Linked DNA regions of Homo sapiens: region 1 is linked to region 2. Evidence: read pairs that join two places in POLR2A ChIA-PET (ENCODE). Cell type or tissue: OCI-LY7. All regions are shown on one strand. Each heading gives the region's core, and the rest is flanking DNA. Links, peaks and the distances in the headings are about the cores only. Region 1 overlaps AKAP13 (A-kinase anchoring protein 13). Region 2 has its middle 21 kb from the start of MIR7706.

The links. Peaks named below come from ENCODE experiments on the same cell type or tissue, not always from the same donor. Only the 100,000 strongest peaks of a DNase experiment are listed, where the experiment ranks them.
Region 1: POLR2A ChIA-PET joins it to region 2 with 12 read pairs; 6 of 35 experiments call an interaction of 5 or more read pairs at or near these places.

What each region holds. Positions count from the first base shown.
Region 1 is chr15:85,446,696-85,458,572 of GRCh38, reverse strand. All of the region lies in intron 1 of AKAP13 (A-kinase anchoring protein 13), which reads right to left. Among named protein-coding and RNA genes, the nearest start is that of AKAP13, 72 kb to the right of the region's middle. RefSeq lists enhancers at 3,748-4,294, 4,295-4,842, 5,433-5,552, 5,713-5,782. In OCI-LY7, for the core only: a CTCF peak has its summit at 5,346; a DNase peak (open chromatin) is centred at 5,912; H3K4me3 peaks cover 492 bases; H3K27ac peaks cover 2,538 bases.
Region 2 is chr15:85,353,768-85,365,644 of GRCh38, reverse strand. No RefSeq gene overlaps it. Among named protein-coding and RNA genes, the nearest start is that of MIR7706, 21 kb to the left of the region's middle. In OCI-LY7, for the core only: no CTCF peak of the experiment used is centred there; no DNase peak of the experiment used is centred there.

The DNA.
Region 1 (11,877 bases), core at 2,271-10,270, 92 kb before region 2:
TTTATACTATTAAAATCTGGAAATAATCTATATAACATTAGGAGAATGATTATTTTAATATATAAATTAGAGCTATGAGAGGAACTTAATAGCATGTACAAATGCTTAATCAATGTAAAGTGATAACTAAAATACAGATGTGTTGCACTCCATACATATATAGTAAAAAAAAAAAAAAACAAAAAACAAAAAATACAAAAAAAGAGAAAAAAAGAAAGGGGAAGACTCAAATGTTCATAGTGATTATTCCTAGAAATTACAATTATGGGTAATTTTCATTTTTCTACTTTATATTCTAAAGTTTCCATAAGTTAAGGTCTACATATTTCAGAATTTCCGTAACAAACATGTATTACTAAAAATCAGAAAAACTGGAATATCTATTTTTAAGGGATAATTAAAAGTTAGTATTTTCAACTTTTTTTTTTTTTTTTGAGATGGAGTCTCGCTCTGTCATCAGGCAGGAGTGCAGTGGCGCAATCTCGGCTCACTGCAACCTCTGCTTCCCGGGTTCAAGCAATTCTCCTGCCTCAGCCTCTAGAGTAGGTGGGATTACAGGCGGGCGCCACCACACCCAGCTAATTTTTGTATTTTTAGTAGAGACGGGGTTTCACCATGTTGGTCAGGCTGGTCTCGATTTCGTGACCTCATGATCCACCTGACTTGGCCTCCCAAAGGGCTGGGATTACAGGCATAAGCCACCACACCCGGCCTCTTTATAACTTTTTAAGACAGTGCCTCACCCCTGGAAGAGACCTACTTCTACGGAGCAAACATTCAAATCTCTCTTCGTGAAGCTCTGGCTTAGAAAGGTCAAACAGAATAGTCATTACAATTAAGCAATGTAGTCAACTCAAAATCCTTCTCCACCAAAGGCTTCAGTTGTGTAAAAGATGACAGACATAGTAAGCAAAAGAGCCTAAAGGCAAATTATTTGGTTTGTTACCATGCAACCCGAGGAAACAGCTGTGTCCAAATACAGAGTGACATACAGATCACTCCAAGGAGTCAGGGCTACAACTAGTCGCCAAGGGTGCTGAGCTAGGCGCTCTCCAATCTCCACCTCCTTCTACTATGGCTCCAATTCTGTACACTGCTGAACAGAATCAGTACAGTGCTTCCCAAAAGAAAGGTAGGAAGTGTCTCTCTTCTTAAGAAATCTCCATGGCTTCCTTCACCCTTTAAAAAAGAAAAGTGTTTAAAAGCCGAGATGGTGTTTTCCTTAAAAGAGAATGTGTCCTCTTTATTTCTGGTGGATAATTTCTTATCTTCCAAAGAAGCTGCCACAATGATATATTACGGTAGGCCCTCAATCACCAAAAAAAAGCAGCACTCACTGTGGTGTTAAACAGACCTACACTAGAATTTTAGACATGCCTCTTACTATTTTAGATGTGTTACTTTTTAAAAACTGATTTAAAAATACAAATGCAGAATATATTATTTCTATGAGGTCTGGGGCAATTCATTCAACCTTCACTTTACAGGTTCAAGTTACTGATCAGAAAAAAGGGGATCATGTCCTCTTTGTAACACTGTGGGGAAGTATACAAGAAAACGTAACTAGAATGTCTCGCTACAGTTGGTGCCTGACTCACAGTAGATAATAAACTATAGTCATTACTGTTATTGTATTGAATGGACTGAGGAATACTTCTCCAAATCCACAACCTCATGAAATTTTTAGAGAAGGTTCATGATCTCAACAAGAACGTATAGTAATAATTTTACATGAGATGAGTAGACCCATGTTGGAGAGAAAAGCTGTCAACATGAGCTATAAGGAAATAGAAAGTGGATCAAGACCATCCTGGCTAACACGGTGAAACCCCATCTCTACTAAAAATATAAAAAATTAGCCAAGCGTGGTGGCGGGCGCCTGTAGTCCCAGCTACTCGGGAGGCTGAGGCAGAAGAATGGTGTGAACCCGGGAGGCCACAGTTTGCAGTGAGCCAAGATTGCGCCACTGCACTCCAGCCCGGGCGACAGAGCAAGACTCTGTCTCAAAAAAAAAAAAAAAAACAGAAAGTGGGCTACTCTGGGAACACTGCCTTTGGGGTAGCCCTGCTCTGCAAGGAACAGTAAAAAAATAAAATTAAATTAAAAAATAAAATTTTTTAAAAAGAAGAAAACAGAAAAGTGAGAGCAGTGGGTGTCCCCATAGAGACTGCAGCAGTGCAGTCCTTATTATTTGGATTCTGATTAAGAAGAAGAAGTCAGGATTGATTTTCATTTCTAACACCTTATTAACAGTCATCCTCAATTCAAAGCAGAAAGGTCTGTTTAACTAAAAATGTTCAGTGTATATATCCAAGTGACTAAACAATTAAACACCTCTGATTTTGCTTACAAGAAGAAGAATGAATTTGCAGAAGTTTAGAGTGGAAAGCCAGAAAGGGTATGATTCTTTACTCCAAAACTGAACTGTACCTTGGAAAAATGCCATGGACTACAAAAAAGAGCTTTTCTGATTTTCTAATTATGTTTGCAGCAAGACAAATAAGGAAGATCTAAGACTTAAGGCTCAGAGTGGTGATGTGTGAAAGTATATAAAAGAGTGCTTTTTCTATTTTATGTCCTCCTTTTCAATCAATGAGAATGAACTTCAGGGTACATAACATAGAATAAATAAGTCACACTATCTGACTTAAAGGAGTTAGTCCCAGGCTAGAAAGAGATACATCCTAAGTCCCAGAAGAAGATTATTTAAGAATAAAACAGATGGAAGATTACAAAGGGATTACAGTAGTTTGCAGTAAGAAGCTAGATTCAACAATCTGTAATCTATTGAGTTTTATCTCGGTGTCAGACACAAATTGTTAAAGGGATGGACTGTGCGCCTTTGAAAGGGAAGCAATAATCTAAAAGCTCAGCATATACCTTCAAGAAGACACACCACAGTTCTTTTTTTAAAATAAATTTTATCATCCAAGGGATTGGTAACAGAGACTAAGGAAAACTAAAAACACTGTGTCTGAATTTGAGTAAAACCTATGCCCAAATCCCCTATGTTATTGCTGTGAACAAACTGAAGAAATGTGAGTTGAGACGTCATGGTGGCTATAAGTATAAAGAGTGTGACTAAAATTCCCCTCCCGCCGCTCATGCTTTTGTCTGTGCTTCTAGGTGAAATCTAGGAATTTAGAGAAGCACTGTGGGAGGGGGAGAATATGCCTCGTGTCCCACTGTTGCCATCCTCAACCCTATAATGGTTCTGTAAACAAAGCAAAATGAGTAATTCATAAATATCTACAAGAAACGAGATTTTGTACAGGCAACGCCAACTCTTCCCCACTCCCACTCTGCCTAATTCTAATTAACACATTTGCCAATGACTTAAAAAAAAAATCTAATGATCAAATGATCAAATATACAGACCATATTAGGTTCACTAAGAACATTAATACATTAAAAGGCAGACTGAAGATCCAGAAGTCCTAAAAGGCTAAAAGGATGTACCAAGGACAGACATGAGAGGCCCAATACACCAAGATGAAATTTAATATGGATACACATAAACCATGTACTTCCATCAAAACACCCAGGTCCTTCACTGAAACTCCCAAATGAACTCACAGAAGACAAGAAATCTATCTTAAAGTAGCATACACAGAAAGGAATTGTGATTTTTGGTGCCTAAAAATCTGTCAGTAAGACGACAGATCGAGAAAGGAGATAATCTGGATCAATTTCTTGCTGCCTGTTAAGAGACCAAATGATCTTCAGTGAGTAACTCAAAACAGTTACGAAATTTGGGTCAAGATAACAACTAAGGTGTGCAAAGTCTCGTTCTGGGGTGATGAAAAGATTCAAAATTGATCACAGTGACAGTTGAACAACTCTCTGGATATACTAAAATAACTGTACACTTTAAATGGGTAAGTTATATAGCATGTGAATTACATCACGATAAGATTTTTTTTTAAACAGTTTAAACGGCTAGGGAGTGGCCAACAGAGCCGACTAGAGGCAGCTAGTGTGTGTGACTCTCACAGAGAGGAACAGAAAGGGTGAGTAAATACAACACCTTCAACTGAAACATCCAGGTACTCTCATTGGGATTAATCAAGGAAACAACTTGACCCACAGAGAACAGAGAAAAGCAAGGCAGGAAAACAGCGCACCTGGGAGCAACACGGAGCCAGGGGTTCCTCCCCGACTCAGGGAAGCAGTGAGTGAATGAGCGATCCCCAGAAACTATGCTTCTCCCACAGACCTTTGCAAACTTCAGGTTAAGAGATCGCCTTGTGAACCCACTCCACCAGGGCCTGCAGTCTTCAGTCTGACCAACAGAGCCATGTGGAGTCTTGGCATGCGTGAAGACCCTGGAGCCTTAGATACTTGGGCTTTCTGGCAAAAGTAGCTGTACCTCCAGCAGGGTGGGAGGTTAGACTCCTGTAAATACCCCTAGGAAAGAGGCTGAATCCAGGGGACTGACCAGCAAGAGCCCACAGGACCCACTTCCATGGCAGCCCACAAGATAAGACCCACTGGCTTGGAATTCTAGCCAGCTGCCAGTAGTGGCACTGCACCTCCCTAAGAAGGAGCTCCTAGGGGAAGAGGTGGGCCACCATCTTTGCCATTCCAGCCTTTGTGCTTTGGAGAATCTGTGCTGACCCAGAACAGAAGGGATGCCCCAGCACAGCACAGCACAGCTGCTCTACCCAAACGTGGCCAGGCTGTTGCTTTAAGCAGGTGCCCAATCCCATTCCTCTTCACTGGGTAGGACCTCCCAACCTGGGCCTCCAGCCACCCCCACCCAAGCTCTCCAGCCAACAGAGATCTGAAGTTCCCCTGGAACAAAGCTTCCGGAGGAAGGGGTGGCTACCATCTTTGCTGTTTGGGTGACTCAGCTGTTCCAGCCTTAGAGCTTCAGAGTGTCTGAGGCAACCGAGGGCTGAAGTGGACCCCCAGCACAGCACACATGCTCTACCAAAATGTGGCCAGACTGCTTTTTTAAGCAGTCCTGATCCTGCTCCTCCTCACTGGGGGACCTCCCAACTGGAGTCTCCAGCCACTTCCTATAGGTGCCTTTGGACCAGCAACAGGTCATTCCTCCCTGGGACAAAGTTCCCAGAGGGAAGGACAGGCAGCCATCTTTGCTGTTTCACAGTCTTCACTGGTAACACCTCCAGATTCTGGAAAATCTGAGGTGACCAGGGACTGCTGCAGGCCTCAAGTATACCACAGCAGCCCTAGGGAAAAGTGGCCCCACTGTTACGTGGGTGGCTGATCCCATATCTCCTCACAGGGCAGGTCCTCCAAGCCTGGGGCTCCAGCCACCCCCAACCAGAGCTACTCAGCTAGCACCAACTCAGCAACTCCCTGGACAGAGCCTCTAGTGGCAACTAAAAGCCTCTCGGCCACTGACTCTACTGTGGAACTGCCCTTGCCACCCTCGGTCTGATGAAGGAGCAAAGACATTAAGTGCTTTATCCACACTCCAACAAGCTGCAGTAAACTCAAGGAGAGGAGGCCAGTCCATCTCCCACAGGTCCCACACACCTCTGACGGCTCATCACCAGACAGGGAACCAACCCCTGGCTTGGGCCCGCAGCACTGACCCTCCATCCTGGGCTGACTGCACTAAGCAACTGCTCACCTGCATCTCTCTGAGGTGGAGCCCCCAGGAATCAAGCAAACAACCCTTGGCCAAAACCACTAATAAGATCTCTCCCTCTGCAGCCTGTAAGCTGGGGGAGGAACATAAATACTGAGATCTCCCCAGAGCTGTACTGGATGTCATGAACTACAGCCAGCACTCAAGGGGCAGAGAAACCCATACTTTCAGGACACTGAGAGGGAACATGGCTACAACTGTGAGGAAACATAGGGGAGCCACACAACTGAACAACTGTTTAGTCCACCAGCTGTCCAATAAGCCTAAGAGCCACCTGCTGGATCATACCCCAAAGCTTTAACACCAAAGATACCTGACATACCCTCCCCTCTGAAACCAGAAACAAGAAGTCAGCTTCAAATAAACACCCTACACAAAACCTCAACTCAGTGAAAACATGCAGTAAAGAAGTCTATTGACCATACTCAATCTACACTGCAGTTAAAGTAATACCCACACACACTGACGAGAAATAACCAACACAAGAACTCTAGTAACTCAAATGGCCAGAGTGTCATATGTCCTTCAAATGACTGTACCAGTTCTCCAACAACAGTTCTTAACCAGGCCAAATGGGCTGCAATGACAGAAATATAATTCTGAATATGGATAGGAACAAAGATCATTGAGATTCGGGATGATGACAAAACCCAACCCAAGGAAAATAAGAATCATAATAAAGTGATACAGGAGCTGAAGGATGAAATAACCAGTATTTAAAAAAAAAAAAAAACCCTAAGGGATCTGACAGAGCTGAATATCACACTACAAGAATTTCACAATACAATCACAAGAATTAACAGCAGAATAAACCAAAGCTAAGGAAAGAATTTCAGAACTTGAAGACTTGTTTTCTGAAATAAGACAGACGGAAATAAAGACAAAAGAATAAAAAGGAATGAACAAAACCTCCGAGAAATTATGTAAAGAGGACAAAACTACAAATCACTGGCATCCCTCAAAGGCAAGGGGAGAACGCCAACAACTTAGAAAATATGTTTCAGGGTATCATCCACAAAAACTTTCCCAACTTTGCTAGAGAGGCCAACAGTCAAATCCAGAAAATACAAAGAACTCCTGCAATATTCTACACATGAAGATTATCCTCAAGACACATAATTGTCAGATTTTCCAAGATGAAAATTAAAGAATAAATGTTAAAGGCAGTTAGGGAAAAAGAGCAGGTCACCTGCAAAGGGATCCCCATCAGGCTAACAGTGGATCTCTCAGCAGAAACCCTACAAGCCAGAAGAGACTGGGGGCCTATATTCAACATTCTTTAAAAAAATCTTCAAGAATTTCATATCCAGCCAAACTAAACTTCCGAAGCAAAAGAGAAATAAGATCCTTTTCAGGAAAGCAAATGTCGAGAGACTTCATTACCACCAGACCTGCCCTTAAAAGATATCTTGAAAGGAGCACTAAATATACAAAAGAAAGACCGCTACCAGTTAATACAAAAACACACTTAAACACAGACACCAGTATCACTGTAAATCAACCACACAAACAAGCCAACATAATAACCAGCTAACAGCACAATGACAGGATCAAATCCAGACACACCATTACTAATCTTGAATGTAAACAGGCTAAATGCCCCCACTTAAAAGGCACAAAGTGGCAAGGATAAAAAAGCAAGACCCAATGGTATGCTGTCTTCAAGAGACCCATCTCACTCATAGTGAAACTCCTAGGCTCAAAATAAAGGGATGGAGAAAAATCTACCAAGCAAATGGGAAACACAATCTACCAAGCAATGGGAAACACAAAAAAGGTTGCAATCCTAATTTCAAACAAAACAGACTCCAAACCAACAAGGATCAAAAAAGACAAGGAAGGGCATGGGATAATGGTAAAGGGTTCAATTCAACAAGAAGACCTAACTATCTTAAATATATATGCACCCAACAGAGGAGCACCCAGAGTCATAAAGCAAGTTCTTAGAGACCTACAAAGAGACATGGACTCCCCACACAATAATAGTGGGAGACTTCAACACTCCACTGACAGTATTAGACAGACTGAGCCAGAAAATAAACAAAGATATTCAGGACCTAAACTTAGCGTTGAACCAAATGGATCTGACAGACCTTTTACAGAAGTCTCCAACCAAAAGCAACAGAATATACATTCTTCTCATCACGACATGGCACATACTCTAAAATCAACCATATAATTGGACATAAAACAATCCTCACAAAAGTAAAAGAAACCAAATCATACCAAACACACACTCAGACCACAGCGCAATGAAAATAGGAGTCAACACAATGAAAATCACTCAAAACCATCCAATTACATGGAAAATAAGAACATGCTCCTGAATGACTTTTAGGTAAATAATGAAATTAAGGCAGAAATCCAGAAGTTATTTGAAAATAATGAGAACAAAGATACAACATAACAGAATCTCTGGGACACAGCTAAGGTGGTGTTAAGAGGAAAATTCATAGCACCAAATGCCCACACGAAAAAGAAAGATCTCAAATTAACAACCTAATCTCACAACTGAAAGAATTAGAGAAGAACAAATCAACCCCAAAGCTAGCAGAAGAAGAGAAATAACAAAAATCAGAGCTGAACTGAAGGAAATCAAGACATGAAAAATCATTCAAAAGATCGCTAAACTAATTAAGAAGAAAAGAGAGAAGATCCAAATAAACACAATTAGAAGTGACGCAGGGAATGTTACTACTGACTCCATAGAAATAAAAACAATCATGAGAAACTACTACAAACACCTCTACCCACACAAACTAGAAAAACTAGAAGAGATGGATAAATTCCTGGACACATACACCCCCACCCAGACTGAGCAAGGAATAAATTTATTCCCTAAACAGACCAATAATGAGCTCCAAAATTGAATCAGTAATAAAAGCATACCAACCAAAAAAGGCCTAGGACCTGATGGATTCACAGCCTAATTCTACTAGATGTACAAAGAAGAGCTGGTACCATTCTTACAGAAACTATTACAAAAAATTGAGGAGGAAGGACTTCTCCCAACTCACTCTATGAGGCCAGCATCATCTTGATACCAAAACCTAGCAGAAATACTACAAAAAAAGAGAAAACTTCAGGCCAATATCCTTGATGAATATCAGTGCAAAAATCCTCAATAAAATACTTGCAAAACAAATCCAACAGCACATCAAAAAGCTAATCCACCATGATCAAGTAAGCTTCATCCCCAGTTGCAAGTTGGTTCAACATACAAAAATCAATCAATGTGATTCATCACATAAACAGACTAATAAAAACCACATGATTATCTCAATAGATACAGAAAAGGCTTTTGATAAAACTCAACATCGCTTTAGGTTAAAAACTCTCAATAAACTAGGTATTGAAGGAACATACCTCAAAATAGTAAGAGCCACCTATGACAAATCCACAGCCAACATCATACTGAATGGGCAAAAGCATTCCCCCTTGAAAACCGGTACAAGACAAAGACGCCCTCTCTCACCACTTCTATTCAACATAGTATTGGAAATCCTAGCCAGAGCAATCAGGCAAGAGAAAGAAGTAAAGGGCACCCAAGTAGGAAGAAAGGAAGTCAAACTATCTCTATTTGCAGATGACATGATTCTGTATCTACAAAACCCCATAGTCTTGGCCCAAAAGCTCCTTCAGCTGATAAACAACTTCAGCAAAGTTGCAGGATATAAAAATCAATGTACAAAAATCACTAGCATTCCTATATACCAACAGCAACCAAATCGAGAGCCAAATCAGAAAGGCAATCCCATTCACAACTGCCATAAATAAAATAAAACAACATAAAATAACATAAAATAAAATACCTAGGAATACAGCTAACCAGGGAGGTGAAAGATCTATACAAGAAGAATTATAAAATACTGCTCAAAGAAATCAGACAAGACACAAACAAATGGAAAAACATCCATGCTCATGGATAGGAAGAATCAATATCATTAAAATGGGTATACTGCCCAAAGCAATTTACAGATCCAATGTTATTTCTATTAAACTACCAACGACATTCTTCACAGAACTAGAAAAAAAAATTTTTTTAATTATATGGAACCTGAGGAAAAAAGTTTTCTTTTTTCTTTTCAGAAAAAAAAAAAAAAAGCCTGAATAGCCAAGGCAATCCTTAGCAAAAAGAACAAAGCTGGAAGAATCACGTTACTCAATTTCAAACTATACTAAAGGCTACAGTGACCAAAACAGCATGGTACTGGTACAAAACAGGCACACAAACCAATGGAACAAAATAGAGAGCCCAGAAATAAGGTCACACATCTACGACCATCTGATCTTTGACAAAGGTGACAAAAACAAGCAATAGGGAAAAGACTCCCTATTCAATAAATGGTGCTGGGATAACAGGCTAACCATATGTACAAGTTTGAAGCTGGACCCCTTCCTTACATTCTGTATAAAAATTAACTCAAGATGGATTAAAGACTTAAATGTAAAACCCAAATCTATAAAAACCCTGGAAGATAACCTAGGTGATATCATCCTGGACTTAGGAACGGGCAAAGATTTCATGACAAAGACACCAAAAGCAATCACGAAAAAAAGGAAAAATTGATAAATGGGATCTAATTAAGCTTAAGAACTTCTGCACAGCAAAACAAACTGTCAACAGAGTAGACAATCTACAGAATGGGAGAAAATATTTGCAAACTATGCATGTGACAAAGGTCTAATATCCAGCATCTACAAGGAACTTAAATTACAAAAGAAAAACAAACAACCCTATTAAAAAGTGAGCAAATGACATGAACATACACTTCTCAAAAGAAGACATACATGTAGCCAACAAGCATATGAAAAAAAAGCTCAATATCAGTGATCATTAGAGAAATGCAAATCAAAACCACAATAAGACATCAACTCACACAACTCAGAATGGCTATTATTAAAAAGTCAAAAAAACAGCAGATGCTGGCAAGGTTGCAGGGAAAAGGAACCCTTATACACTGCTGGTGAGTTGGTAAATTAGTTCAACCATTGTGGAAAGCAGTATAGCGATTCCTCAAAGAGCTAAAAGCAGAACTACCATTCAACCCAGCAATCCCATTATTGAGTATATACCCAGAGGATTATAAATCATTCTACCATAAAGACACATGCACACAAATGCTCACTGCAGCACTGTTCACAACAGCAAAGACAAGGAATCAACATAAATGCCCATCAATGACAGACTGGATAAAGAAAATGTGGTACATATACATCTTGAAATATTACATAGCCATTAAAAAGAATGAGATCATGTCTTCTCTGGGAACATGGATGAAGCTGGAGGCTATTATCCTCAGCAAATTAACACAAGAACAGAAAATCAAATACTGCCATGTTCTCACTTGTAAGTGGAAGCTAAATGATAAGAACTTACTAACACAAAGAAGGAAACAACAGACACTGGGGTCTATTTGGGGGTGGGGGAGGAGGGAGAGGAGCAGAAAAGATAACTATTATGTACTGAACTTAATACCTGGGTGATGTAATAATATGTAAAACAAACACCCGTGACATGTGTTTATCTGTGTAGCAAACCTTAACATGTATCCCCAAACCTAAAATAAAATTTTTTTTTAAAAAAGGAGTTAAAAATCAAATCCAGGTCCATATCCTATCCATTTTGCTGAAGAACTCTTATTTTAAAATAATAATAATAACAGATTTATTTATTTATTTATTTTGAGATGGAATCTCACTCTGTCACCAGGCTGGAATGCACTGGTGCAATCTCAGCTCACTACAACCTCCACCTCCCCGGTTCAAGAGATTCTCCTGCCTCAGCCTCCCAAGTAGCTGGGATTACAGGTGCGCACCACCACGCCCAGCTAATTTTTGTATTTTTGGTAGAGATGGAGTTTCATCATGTTGGCCAGGATGGTCTCAATCTCTTGACCTTGTGATCTCCTGGCCTCGGCCTCCCAAAGTGCCGGGATTACAGGTGTGAGCCGCCACACCCGGCCTAAATTTATTATTTTAAAAAGCAAATCAGTAGCTCTGTCATTTTCTGACTACACATTCACTTTTTTAAGTTTAACCCATTTTCCCATTCCTTCCTTGGTGAAACCCAGATATTTATGCTGCCTTTAAGAGCACACCATTTATTTATATAATGTTTAACAATGTGTGATGAATTTTAAATTCAATCCTCTTCATCAGAGCCTGGACTAGAGCTTTAAGAAGGGCTGGAAAGCCTGGACAACACAGCGAGACTCTGTCTCAAAAAAAAAAAAAAAAAAGAAAAAGAAAAAGAA
Region 2 (11,877 bases), core at 1,206-9,205:
AGCTGGGCATGGTGGTGGGCACCTGTAGTCCCAGCTGGTCAGGAGGCTGAGGCAGGAGAATGGCATGAACCCGGGAGGCAGAGCTTGCAGTGAGCCGAGATCGCACCACTGCACTCCAGCCTGGGTGACAGAGTGAGACTCTGTCTCAAAAAAAAAAAAGAAGGAAGTCACTAAGTCCAGTCCACACTCAAGGGGAGAGGATGAAATAAAGACATGAATACCAGGAAGCGGATCTCACCAGGACCATCGTGGAGTCTGGCCACCACAGCAAATTACTAAGCCTCTCCTGTGTGTCTGTTAGTGTCCTTACCTGTAAAATAGAAATAATAAAAGTATTTAACTGACATGGCTGCTGTGAGGTGGAATGAGAGAATACATATAAAGCTCTTTAGAACAATATCTGGCACAAAGCAAAAAATATAATAAATATTGCCCCTTATTATTGTTTTAACCATGTGAATGACTCTCAGATATTTATCTCAGTGCTCAGGGCACTCGATATAGTGTTCAAAGCACTAATTCTACTTTTTTGACTGCCTCGATGACTTCCAGTAACTTAAATATGTATGTCCCAAACCAACATCTTTGTATTCATTAAGACTCTTTTAGTCCATTGGCTCAAGAAAAAAACCAAAAGGGAAATTTAAGTCCAGAGAAAGATTTCAAGCAAGTCTGGTTCCAGATGACCCAATGATGCCGTTAGGAATCTGTCTCTCCCCAACACCTTCTTCATCTTTCCCCATTGCCTTCTCCTGGTTGTGCTCTCCTCTATCTTGGTTTCTTTCTCAGAAACCTTCTCTCTCATAGTGACAAGATGATCATCAGAAGCTTCGATTCCCCATTTTATCAACTCCCTACCCCAAAATGAAATGAGAGTTTCTGTATCTTTTATCAAAAGTCTACTACTGGCTGGGCATGGTGGCTCATTCCTGTAATCTCAGCACTTTGGGAGGCCGAGGCGAGTAGATCACTTGAGGCTGGGAGTTTGAGACCAGCCTGGCCAACATGGCACAACCCCGTCTCTACAAAAAGTACAAAAATTAGCTGGGTGCGGTGGTGTTTGCCTGTAATCCCAGCTACTTAGGAGGCTGAGGCAGGAGAATTGCTTGAACCCAGGAGGCAGAGGTTGCGGTGAGCTGAGATGGCGCCACTGTACTCCAGCCTGGGCAACAGAGCGAGACGCCATCTCTAAACAAAACAAAGTCTATTACCAATATTACTGTAGGCAGCAATTGTACTAAACTTTCTACTACTGCATCAAAAGTCTCAGGGCTGTCTTTCATTGGCCCAGCTTTGATCATATATCCATCCGTACGTCACTATAGCACTGTAGGGAGGTCATTGAAGAAGTGTTGGTTCCTTGGCCGGGTGCAGTGGCTCATGCCTGTAATCCCAGCACTTTGGGAGGCTGAGGCAAGCGAACTGCTTGAGGTCAGGAGTTTGAGACTGGCCTGGCTAACATGGTGAAACCCCGTCTCTACTAAAAATAAAAAAATTAGCCAGGCATGGTGGTACATGCCTGTAGTCTCAGCTATTTGGGAGGCTGAGGCAGGAGAATCGCTTGAACCTGGGAGGTGGAGGTTGCAGTGAGCCAAGATTGAGCCACCGCACTTCAGCCTGGGCAACAGAGTGAGACTCTGTCTCAAAATAAAAAGATAAAAATAAAAAAAAAGGTTTCCCCATAATCTTTATCATTCCCCTATCCTTCAGTGATTTCCTAATTTTACATAAATTAATATGCAGACTTAGCTTAAATTTCTATCCTCCCACTATTATACTTGAATTAATAAGCAATTCTATATAAAAATTATAGAGCCATGCCTGAGGGCCTAAGATGAGTTAGGCCCAGGTCATGTGTTCACCCACTGAGCCAAAGAGAGTGTCATTTACACCTGAACTACGTGAACTGAGAATGTGGCGAAGGCCCTTTGCTTAGAAGAAAATTGACATACTGTGGCCAGAAGCAAGTAGGATTGATGCCAGGCAAGCAAAACCAACAGATGCCCTTCTTAATCACCTTCCTTCCCAAATCCATTCCTTTTCCTATGTTCCATCCTTCAGTAAAGGGTCACCTCTTGGGCTGACAACCTCTGACACCTAAATCTGCCCTGCCCCAAGTATCCAGACTGATGCCATGTTCTTCTGACTCTACAGCTCTATGTGCCCAGAATGTGTTCTCTGGTTTCCTTCTGTCCTGCCCCTATTCATATGTTTCCCTCTACCTAGAAGATCCATCCACAGCATCTCTGCCTGGCAAATTCCACAAACCTTAAAGGCTGGCTCAAGAACACCACCTCCATGAAGCCCATTATTGATTTATTGAGAAGAGTCCAATCAGTCACCAACTTATAGGAATATAGTGCTGAGTCCCACTTTTATTTGGGAGCTGCTCTCACAGTTAAGTAGAGCTCTACATCAAGACGCCTGGAAACAGAGACAGGATAGAAGCTGGTCCTTCACCTCTCTCCTCTACTTCTTTATCCTCACATTCACTTCCTTTCACACAAAGCAAGCACTTTGCAAATGCCAAAACTGCCTAAATGCAGAAACTCATTCAGTCCGAGAAAAGCACTGGGAGAATGTTTTTAACATCTCACATCTTGTGTCTCAATTTGTGAAACCTTATTGAAGTTTATGAAAGAGCTACTTAATTTTGTTTTCTTTCCCTTTTTGGCTTTGATTCAGATTTGATGGGTCTCCATCACATCAGCTTGAAGATGCCTTCTGCTAATGCACTTAAGTCTTGACCCACAGACCCCGGTGGGTGGATAATTCCCAGCTGGGCTATGATAGAGCTCCACGTTGGGAGGACTTGGCCTCAGCATACCTTAGGGACAAAGCTTGTGACACAAGACACTCTTTAACTGGGGTAATTTTAGCTGGTCTCCTGAAGTGCATATCAGGTCTCTTTGGAAATCTGCTTCACTTCTCTTTGTTTTTTCTTCTAAGGATCCCCATCTTTCCCCTTTCTTTCTTCCTTCTCTATTTCTTTCTTTCTTCCCTCTCTTTCTTTCTTCCTTCTCTTTCTTTCTCTTTCTCTTTTCTTTTCTTTCTTTCTCTCTCTCTTTCTTTCTTTCTTTCTCTCCTTCCTTCCTTCTTTCTTTCTTTCCTTTTTTGGCAGAGTCTCGCTGCAACACCGAGGCTGGAGTGCAGTGGTGCAATCTCAGCTCACTGCAACCTCCAGTTCCCGGGTTCAAGCGATTCTCCTGCCTCAGCCTCCTGAGTAGCTGGGACTGCAGGTGCATACCACCACGCCCGACTAAATTTTGTATTTTTAGTAGAAACAGGGTTTCGTCTTGCTGGCCAGGCTGGTCTCGAACTCCTGACATCAAGTGATCCGCCTGCCTCGGCCTCCGAAAGTGCTGGGATTACAAGTGTGTGCCACCACGCCTCGCGCCTCTTTTCATTTTTAAGTACACCACTACCTTCTGGTTTTCTTCTGTAGGTATTCAGCAATAGGAAGATGGCAGTCATAACACACACACACACACACACACACACACACACACACACACACACACACAGACTGATTTAAAAAGCGAGCCTAAACCTAACTTCAAGCAGGGTTGCCAAGTCAGAGAGGAAAAATAGCTTTTATTTTGGGCCCTTGGCCTGTCTGTGCTGACAGTTACATACATTCCAGCTTGTCACTTGCCTCTGACTTACTTTCCCAAATACTTCCATTGAGTTATGCCACTTATCACCTGCTTAGTATGTGACACTTCATCGGCCAAGACAAATGTCACATTAGGAAAGTTGTCCAGCGAATGAAGGCAATAAAGGACTGCAACACAAAAAGTTTGGGCTTTTTCTTTTAATCCACTTTCCAGTTCTGCTTTCCAGATCTTGCCTGTGGTTGGGGCTGGTTGGATTTTTTAGTATGAGTGAGAGTGTTGTATTTAGGTTACAGAGACAGATCTTCCAATAAATGGAGAAACTGGTTAAGACAAACTGCCCTTGAAACTCAAAAACCCTGACAGTAAATTTGACCAAAAGTAGTGACAGTGCTGAAAAACAAATGTTCACAAATATTACAGAGCTACCAAAAATGAGGTCACTGGATTTTCAGGGGACTTCTGTAGACTTCTCACAATCATGTATATATATTTTTTTCATGAAGTGAACTAAGTTTTTTTGAAAGTGAGAAGCTGACAGCTTTGGTTAGAGCCAGAAATAGAAGGCAAGCACTGGTGTGCCTTAACGGCGAGACTTCGTGGTCATTACCTGCTTCTGCTAATAAATTTCGAGGTTAGGTTACAGCCTTTCTCACTTCTGAGGGGCTTCTCAGAACCTGTTTTTCAAAGTGAAGATCACTGTCTCCAGATTTGGTAAAAATACCATAGCTCCTGTTCGTAGCATGAGTACCATTGATTTGGCTCTGCAGGTAAAAGAAGAGCAAATCAGTAAGTCTCAGTGTCAATATTCCTATTCAAGTCCAACCTTCCCCACTCCCTACAGCAAATAAAACCCAAATTCCACCTAACACGAGGTACTTGGACAATTTTAATTTTTGAAGATGTTACTTTTTCTTTACATGGAAGGAAAGGAAGTTGGGTATTATCATGAGTTCATAAAAATAAGTCAAATCTGTGGACACAAATTTTCATGGCAATTTTAAAAAGCAAATCTGGGCCAGGCATGGTGGCTCATGCCTGGAGTGTCATCACTTTGGGAGGCCAAGGTGGGAGGATCACTTGGGCCCCAGAGTTTGAGACCAGCCTAGGCAACATTGTGAGATCCCCATCTCTACAAAAAATTAAAAAAATTAGCGGGGCATGGTGGCACATGCCTGTAGTCCTAGCTACTCAGGAGGCTGAGGTGGGAGAATTGCTTGAACCCAAGAGTTCAAGGCTGCAGTGAGCTATGATCATGCCACTGCACTCTACCTGGGCAACAGAGCAAGACCCTGTCTCTAAGCAAATAAATAAATAAAATTAGAAAAGCAAATCTGGGCCGGGCACGGTGGCTCATGCCTGTAATCCTTGCACTTTGGGAGGCCGAGGTGGGTGGATGGCCTGAGCTAGGAGTTCCCGTCTCTACTAAAATACAAAAAATTAGCCAGGCATGGTGGTGGGTGCCTGTAGTCTCAGCTACTCAGGAGGCTGAGGTGGGAGAAATGCTTGAACCTGGGAGGCGGAGGTTGCAGTGAGCCGAGATTGCTCCACTGCACTCCAACGTGGGCGACAGAGCGAGACTCCGTCTTAAAAAAAAAAAAAAAAGCAAATCTGATCATGTTACCCTGCTGCTTGGAATCCTTCAAAGATTCTCCATATATGTCATGTTTAAACCCAAATCACATAGCTTAGCCACCCAGACCCTTTGTGATCTGACCCCTGTCCAACTCTCCAGCCTCTGTTTCAGCCCTGTCTTCCGCAGTACAATCCCTATGGCCTGCCTGTCAGAACCAAAGGCGATTTCCCATCATGAGCCTGCGCATATGCTGTTGTCTCTGCTGGCAGAGTGATCCTCACCCTCCTTTACCGGTCTACTCCTGCTTGCCCTTTCTGGCTCCCATCTGCCCCACTTCCCACCAGGCCTTACTTCCAAACAGCAACACACACACCCCTCACACAGTTCCTGAGAATTCTATCTGGACGCTCTTCCTGAGATGTGTTCAGCACCCTGTTTTTGCCTTCATATACCTCACAACAGTCTTATTTGTCTGTGTTCCACTCTAAATGAGACCCACACCTCATTTATCTATCTCTAGCTCCTGGTTCAGTCCCTAACACAGAATAAGTACTTAATCATTTTTATTGAATAAAAGAATAATTGAATTGCCCATTTCCGTTTCTGGAATACACAGTGTCTCAGGACGCCCTTCTGTGAATTTCTGATCAATGAATCCTATGTTAGAAAGAATAGATGACTCTAGACCTCTCAAAAGGACTTTCAAATACAGAAAGAAGTTCAGGTCCGCCCAGGAGATTGGGCGACCAAGATACAATTAACCATGAGTCAAACACTGGCTTGTGCACTTTAGTATGTATTTTCTCATTTAATCTTCCTAACAACAGTTAAGTGTAAGTCTTGTTTTCTCCATCTTATAGATGAATACGCTGTTCAAAGCCCAAGCAGCAGGGAAGTCTTAGAGTTGGGGAACTCATTTCCAGATTTTTTTTTTTTTCAAGACAGTCTCACTCTGCCCCCAGGCTGGAATGCAATAGTGCAATCATGGCTCACTGCAGCCTTGATCTCCTGGGCTCAAGCAATCCTCCCACCTCAGTCTCCCCAATAGTTGGGACCACAGGAATGCAATCATGCCTAGCTAATTTTATTCTATTTTTTTTTTTTTTTTTTTTGTAGAGTTGGGGTCTCAACTATACTTTCCATGCTAGTCTTGAACTCCTGGCTTCAAGTGATCCTCCTGCCTTGGCTTCCCAAAATGCTGAGATTACAGGTATGAGCCATCATGCTCAGTTCATTTCCAGGTCTTTTTTTTTTTTTTTGAGACAAAGTCTTGCTCTGTCTCCCAGGCTGGAGTGCAGTGGTGTGATCTCAGCTCACCGCAACTTTTGCCTCCTGGGTTCAAGCAACTTTTCTGCCTCAGTCTCTCAAGTAGCTGGGATTACAGGCACCCACCACCAGGCCCAGCTAATTTTTTTGTATTTTTAGTACAGACAGGGTTTCACCATGTTGGCCTAGCTAGTCTTGAACTTCTGACCTCAAGTGATCCACCCGCCTCGGCCTCCCAAAGTGCTGGAATTACAGGTGTGAGCCACCACGCTCGGCCTTTTTCCAGGTCTTTATGATTCTAAATTCCTGTTCTCTTTTCATATAGCATGAATGCACAACTTCTTTTTCTTTCTCTAGGAGGATCTGGGTGAGGGGAACATTTCTGGTTTGTCTTTTGAAAGAAATAAATGCAGATTATTGAGACCTACAGGAGCCTAGGTCTGTCTGGGTTTGCAGTACAAGGTGATCCTGACCCTCCCCGACTACAGTATTTACTCATGAAGTTCAGATTCAGAGAAAGAGGTTGACCTAGAGAAGATGGAGCAAACCTGGACCAAGGAGACACTTTTGACAAGACTTTTCTATTTGGTTTAAGCCTCTACAAACCGATATCATTGTTTTTAGTACAGCATGCACTAATTGCATCGATATTTTATTTTTGGCTAGTTCATGTTGCAGATATTATTTAACAATATAAATAAATATGTCCCTTCATTTTGGATGCATTATACACATCTTTCCTGAGTTCTTGAATACAGTGATGAGCAGAATTGAACAGGTGCATTTCCATCTATGTGGCCTTAGGATTGTTTCTGCTAGAGTAGAATGAAGTTTGGTAGTTTGGTCAATGACCATAATACCACTCACCTATCCAGTCTGTCTCTCTCTGGCACATTAGCACTGCCCTTTTCCCCCAGGGAAGTCCACTTTAGTCCACTGGAATTTGTGAAACCAGCTGCACCTTGGCAAGCCCTGGCCTGGGATTAATTTGGCAGGGAGGTTATTCTGAGAAGTCTCTGACTCATAACTTTGGGGCTAACTCTGAGTACCAAGCCCCAGCCCTGCCCTCTTTTGATTTTTCTCTGTGCTGATTCATTCTGGGTTGGGACTTTATTGTCAGCAGTCATAATTGTATATGGGTGGAACTTGGTTTTTAAATATGGCAAGGAGCCAAGTCTAGGGCTTCTGCTAGCTTTGTTATTAATTGTGTCATTTTTTATTAACTGAAAAAAGGAAGAAAAGAAGGGATGATAGGAAGTAGAGAAAAAGGAAGTAAAAAAAAAAGAAATATCCCACTGACCCAAGCTGAAACCTATTCTCTTCCACCTTCTATATTTTCTCCAAGCCCTTGGAAAGACTTGTCCTGAATCTTGCTCACATGAGAAGAAGCCAAGTGCAGTAGAAAAAGTACAGCCGGGCACAGTGGCTAATGCTTGTAATCCTAGCACTTTGGGAGGCCAAAGTGGGCGGATCACCTGAGGTCAGGAGTTCGAGGCCAGCCTGGCCAACATGGTGAAACCCCATCTCTACTAAAAATACAAAAATTAGCCAGGCGTGGTGCTGCCTGCCTGTAATCCCAGCTACTCAGGAGGCAGAGGCAGGAGAATCACTTGAACCCAGGAGGTCGAGGTTACAGTGAGCAGAGATCATGCTCTCCAGCCTGGGTGACAGAGCGAGACTCTGTCTCAAAAAAAGAAAAAGAGAGAGGATAGATTTTGGGGTTAGCATATCTGAATAATTGTATGATCATAGGCAAGTTATTTAAACCTCTTTGAAACTCTGTTTCCCAATCTGTAAAACAGCAATAATATTTACTTTTAGGGTTGTCATGATGGTTAGAAATATTCTGTATAAATTGTCTGGTACATTAAAAAGCATTAATAACTTGAAAATATCATTGTTATAGCTATTTTTATTTTTATTTTTATTTTTATTTATTTATTTATTTTTGAGACGGAGTCTCCCACTGTCGCCCAGGAGCGCAGTGGTGCAATCTCAGCTCACTGCAAGCTCCACCTCCTGGGTTCAAGCCATTCTCCTGCCTCAGCCTCCCGAGTAGCTGGGACTACAGGCTCTCGCCACCATGCCCAGCTAATTTTTTGTATTTTTTTAGCAGAGACGGGGTTTCACCGCGTTAGCCAGGATGGTCTCGATCTCCTGACCTCATGATCTGCCTGCCTGGGCCTCCCAATATGCTGGGATTACAGCCGTGAGCCACCGCGCCCGGCCAATATCTGAATAATGGTATGATCATGGGCAAGTTATTTAAACCTCTTTGAACCTCTGTTTCCCAATCTGTAAAACAGCAATAATATTTACATTTAGGGTGTCATGATGGTTAGAAATATTCTATATAAGGTGTCTGGCACATTAAAAAGCATTAATAACTTGCAAATATTATTGTTATAGCTATTTTTATTAAGGGATCCTTTGAAACAGTGAGAATGTAGCCTCGCAGAATAGACTGAAAGTTTAAATTTCATTCCTCTGAAATTGTGGCAGAATGTTCTATGCTCCCTTTGAGTGGAGACTTGGGTATGTCTAAGTACAATGGTGGTTGGGTCTCAGGGACTGACTCTGGCTGTGAGAATACCCAAAACAGTCAGTATAGGAGAGGATCAAGCAATAAACAGAAGTCAGGTATTTGGGGAAGCAGTAGGAACTGGAGATAAAGAGCTCCCTTAGTGGCTGGCAACTCCCCATTTACTAACGGAATAATCTTGTAGAAGTTGCATAAATCACTGTGACTTGGTTCTCTTATCTGTGTCTATCTTTTGGGTTGCCATGAGGAACAGAGGAGATCACAGATGGAAAGTGTCTAGCACAAATTAAAGTGCTCAGTAAAGAATCATCTCACATGTGGAGAGACAAACTGAAATGTATGCAGTTGAAGTGTAGTTTGGCATAGACTTTGGAGTAATACTACCTTGTTCAGATCTGAGCTCCACTACTGTCTGTCTCACTTTCTCATCTGTGAAATGGATATAATCGCTTCCTTGTCTGTACTTATCACATACATGTGTTAGGAGGAAAAATTTTTTTTTTTTTTTTTTTGAGACGGAGTCTCACTCTGTCGCCCAGGCTGGAGTGCAGTGGCACAATCTCGGCTCACTGCAAGCTCCGCCTCCCGGGTTCACACCACTCTTCTGCCTCAGCCTCCTGAGCAGCTGGGACTACAGGCACCCACCACCACGCCTGCCTAAGTTTTTGTATTTTTAGTAGAGACGGGGTTTCTCCGTGTTAGCCAGGATGGTCTCGATCTCCTGACCTCGTGATCCGCCCGCCTCAGCCTCCCAAAGTGCTAGGATTACAGGTGTGAGCCACCTCGCCTGGCCTAGGAGGAATAATTTTGAGTCAATATATGTAAAGCATTTATAATGTCGTCAAGTACTATATCAATAAATATTAAATAAATACATAGAGAAGTCAGTGCTATGACAAGAACAGAAGGCAAAACTAGAAGGATAAAAAACAAAATTGAGCTGGACACAGTGAAATGTGCCTGTAATCCCAGTTACTTGGGAAGCTGAGGCAGGAGGATTAGTTGAGCCCAGAAGTTTGACACCAGCCTGGGCAACATAGTGAAATCTCATCGCTAAATAAATAAATAAATAAATAAATAAAGTTGTTGACTCTTGACTAGAGTGGGCCATGAAGAACGAAAGCAGTAGTGGCCAGGCACAGTGGCCCACACCTGTAATCTTGGGAGGCTGAGGTGGGTGGATCTCTTGAGCTCTGGAGTTCGAGACCAGCCTGGGCAACATGACGAAACCCTGTCTTTACCAAAAATACAAAAATTAGCTGGGCACGGTGGCACACACCTGTAGTCCCAGCTACTTGGGAGGCTGAGGTGGGGGGTCACTTGAGCACGTGAGGTTGAGGCTGCAGTGAGCTGAGATCATGCCAGTGCCCTCCAGCCTAGGCGACAAAGCCAGACCCTGTCTCAAAAGAAAGAAAAAGGAAAGAAGGAAGGAAGGAAGGAAGGAGGGAGGGAGGGAGGGACGGAGGGACGGAGGGAGGGAAAGGAAGGAAGGAAGGAAGGAAGGAAGGAAGGAAGGAAGGAAGGAAGGAAGGAAGGAAGGAGCAAAGTAGTAGTGAAGCAAGTGCTTCCTCCTCTTTTTTTGTTTCTTTTTAAAAATTGGCTACAGGCAGTAAGGGGTGAGGGTGTGTCAGCCTGAGTTAAAGACCAGGATGTGAGTGGACACAGTCCTTCCAAGCTGCCATGGACCCCAGGAAAACACCGTGGGATCACTGTAACAGCAAGTCCTCCTTCCTTAGCTTCCCAGACCTGGTGCCTGAGAGCGGCTCTAAGCCTTTTCTGTGGGGGTGGGCTTGGTTAGGAAAAACTCCCTCCATGGGAATGGCCACTGCTTTTAAGAGGTCCACGGCCATTTCCAAGGCCAGCTGACTGAGTAGATGGGAAACCCCGGTGACTTCTGCTTCTTCTGCTGTCTGACTTTGATGCATAAGCAGGATGTAAAGTATTCAAATTCCAGGGATAGAGCCAACTGTGCAAATTCCTGACAGGCAAATTGAGACCCATTATCCGTAATTACAGTCACCCGAATTCCATGCCAGTGAGACCCTGTTTTCCAGCAGTCAGCAATAGCAGCTGCTGCCCTTGTGCCAAAAGCATCCAGGGAAAGTCCCAGGAATGGAGATAAGCAGCCCTCACAGGGTATTCCTGACAGCTTCTGTCAAGAATACCAAATCTTCTCACTTAAAACCTGGAGATGGCTCATGTAGCTCTCAGGATTAACTCTTTGGCTGGGCTTGTCATAGTTTGGAACATCACCATCTTGAACTTCTTTTCCCCAACAACCTTCACTTAAGCCCTACTGAATTGCTTGTTTATAATGAACAACCTGATCCCTGATTCCAACCTATTGCCCCTCATTAAGGCGCTTCCTTATATGTGATTTAGTCCTTGGGCTAGGAATGACCTCATCACTAACTCCTACTCATCCTTAAAAACTCAGCTCATGTAATCCCAGCTACTCGGGAGGCTGAGGCAGGAGAATCGCTTGAACCCGGGAGGCGGAGGTTGCAGTGAGCCGAGATCGTGCCTTTGCACTCCAGCCTGGTGACAGAGCGAGATTCTGTCTCAAAAAAAAAATGAAATGAAATAAAAACCCTTAGCTCATGCCTCCTTCTCTTCTCTGAGAAGCCTTCCTTGACATCCTCAGGCTGGATTTGATTTTTTTTCTGTTGGGCTCCCATTGTGCCTGTGCTCACACAACACAACACTGTCATTCTTTGTTTGATTTGTCTCCTCTGCTAGAGTGCAAGCCCCCTGAGGGCAGGGACCACATCTTATTAGATTTTCTCAGAACCCAGCACAATATCCAGCATCACTGGGCATCTATCCAATGACTGTTAGCTCATCAATAAATGACATCTTCCCTGCTGTAGTGCTAATGA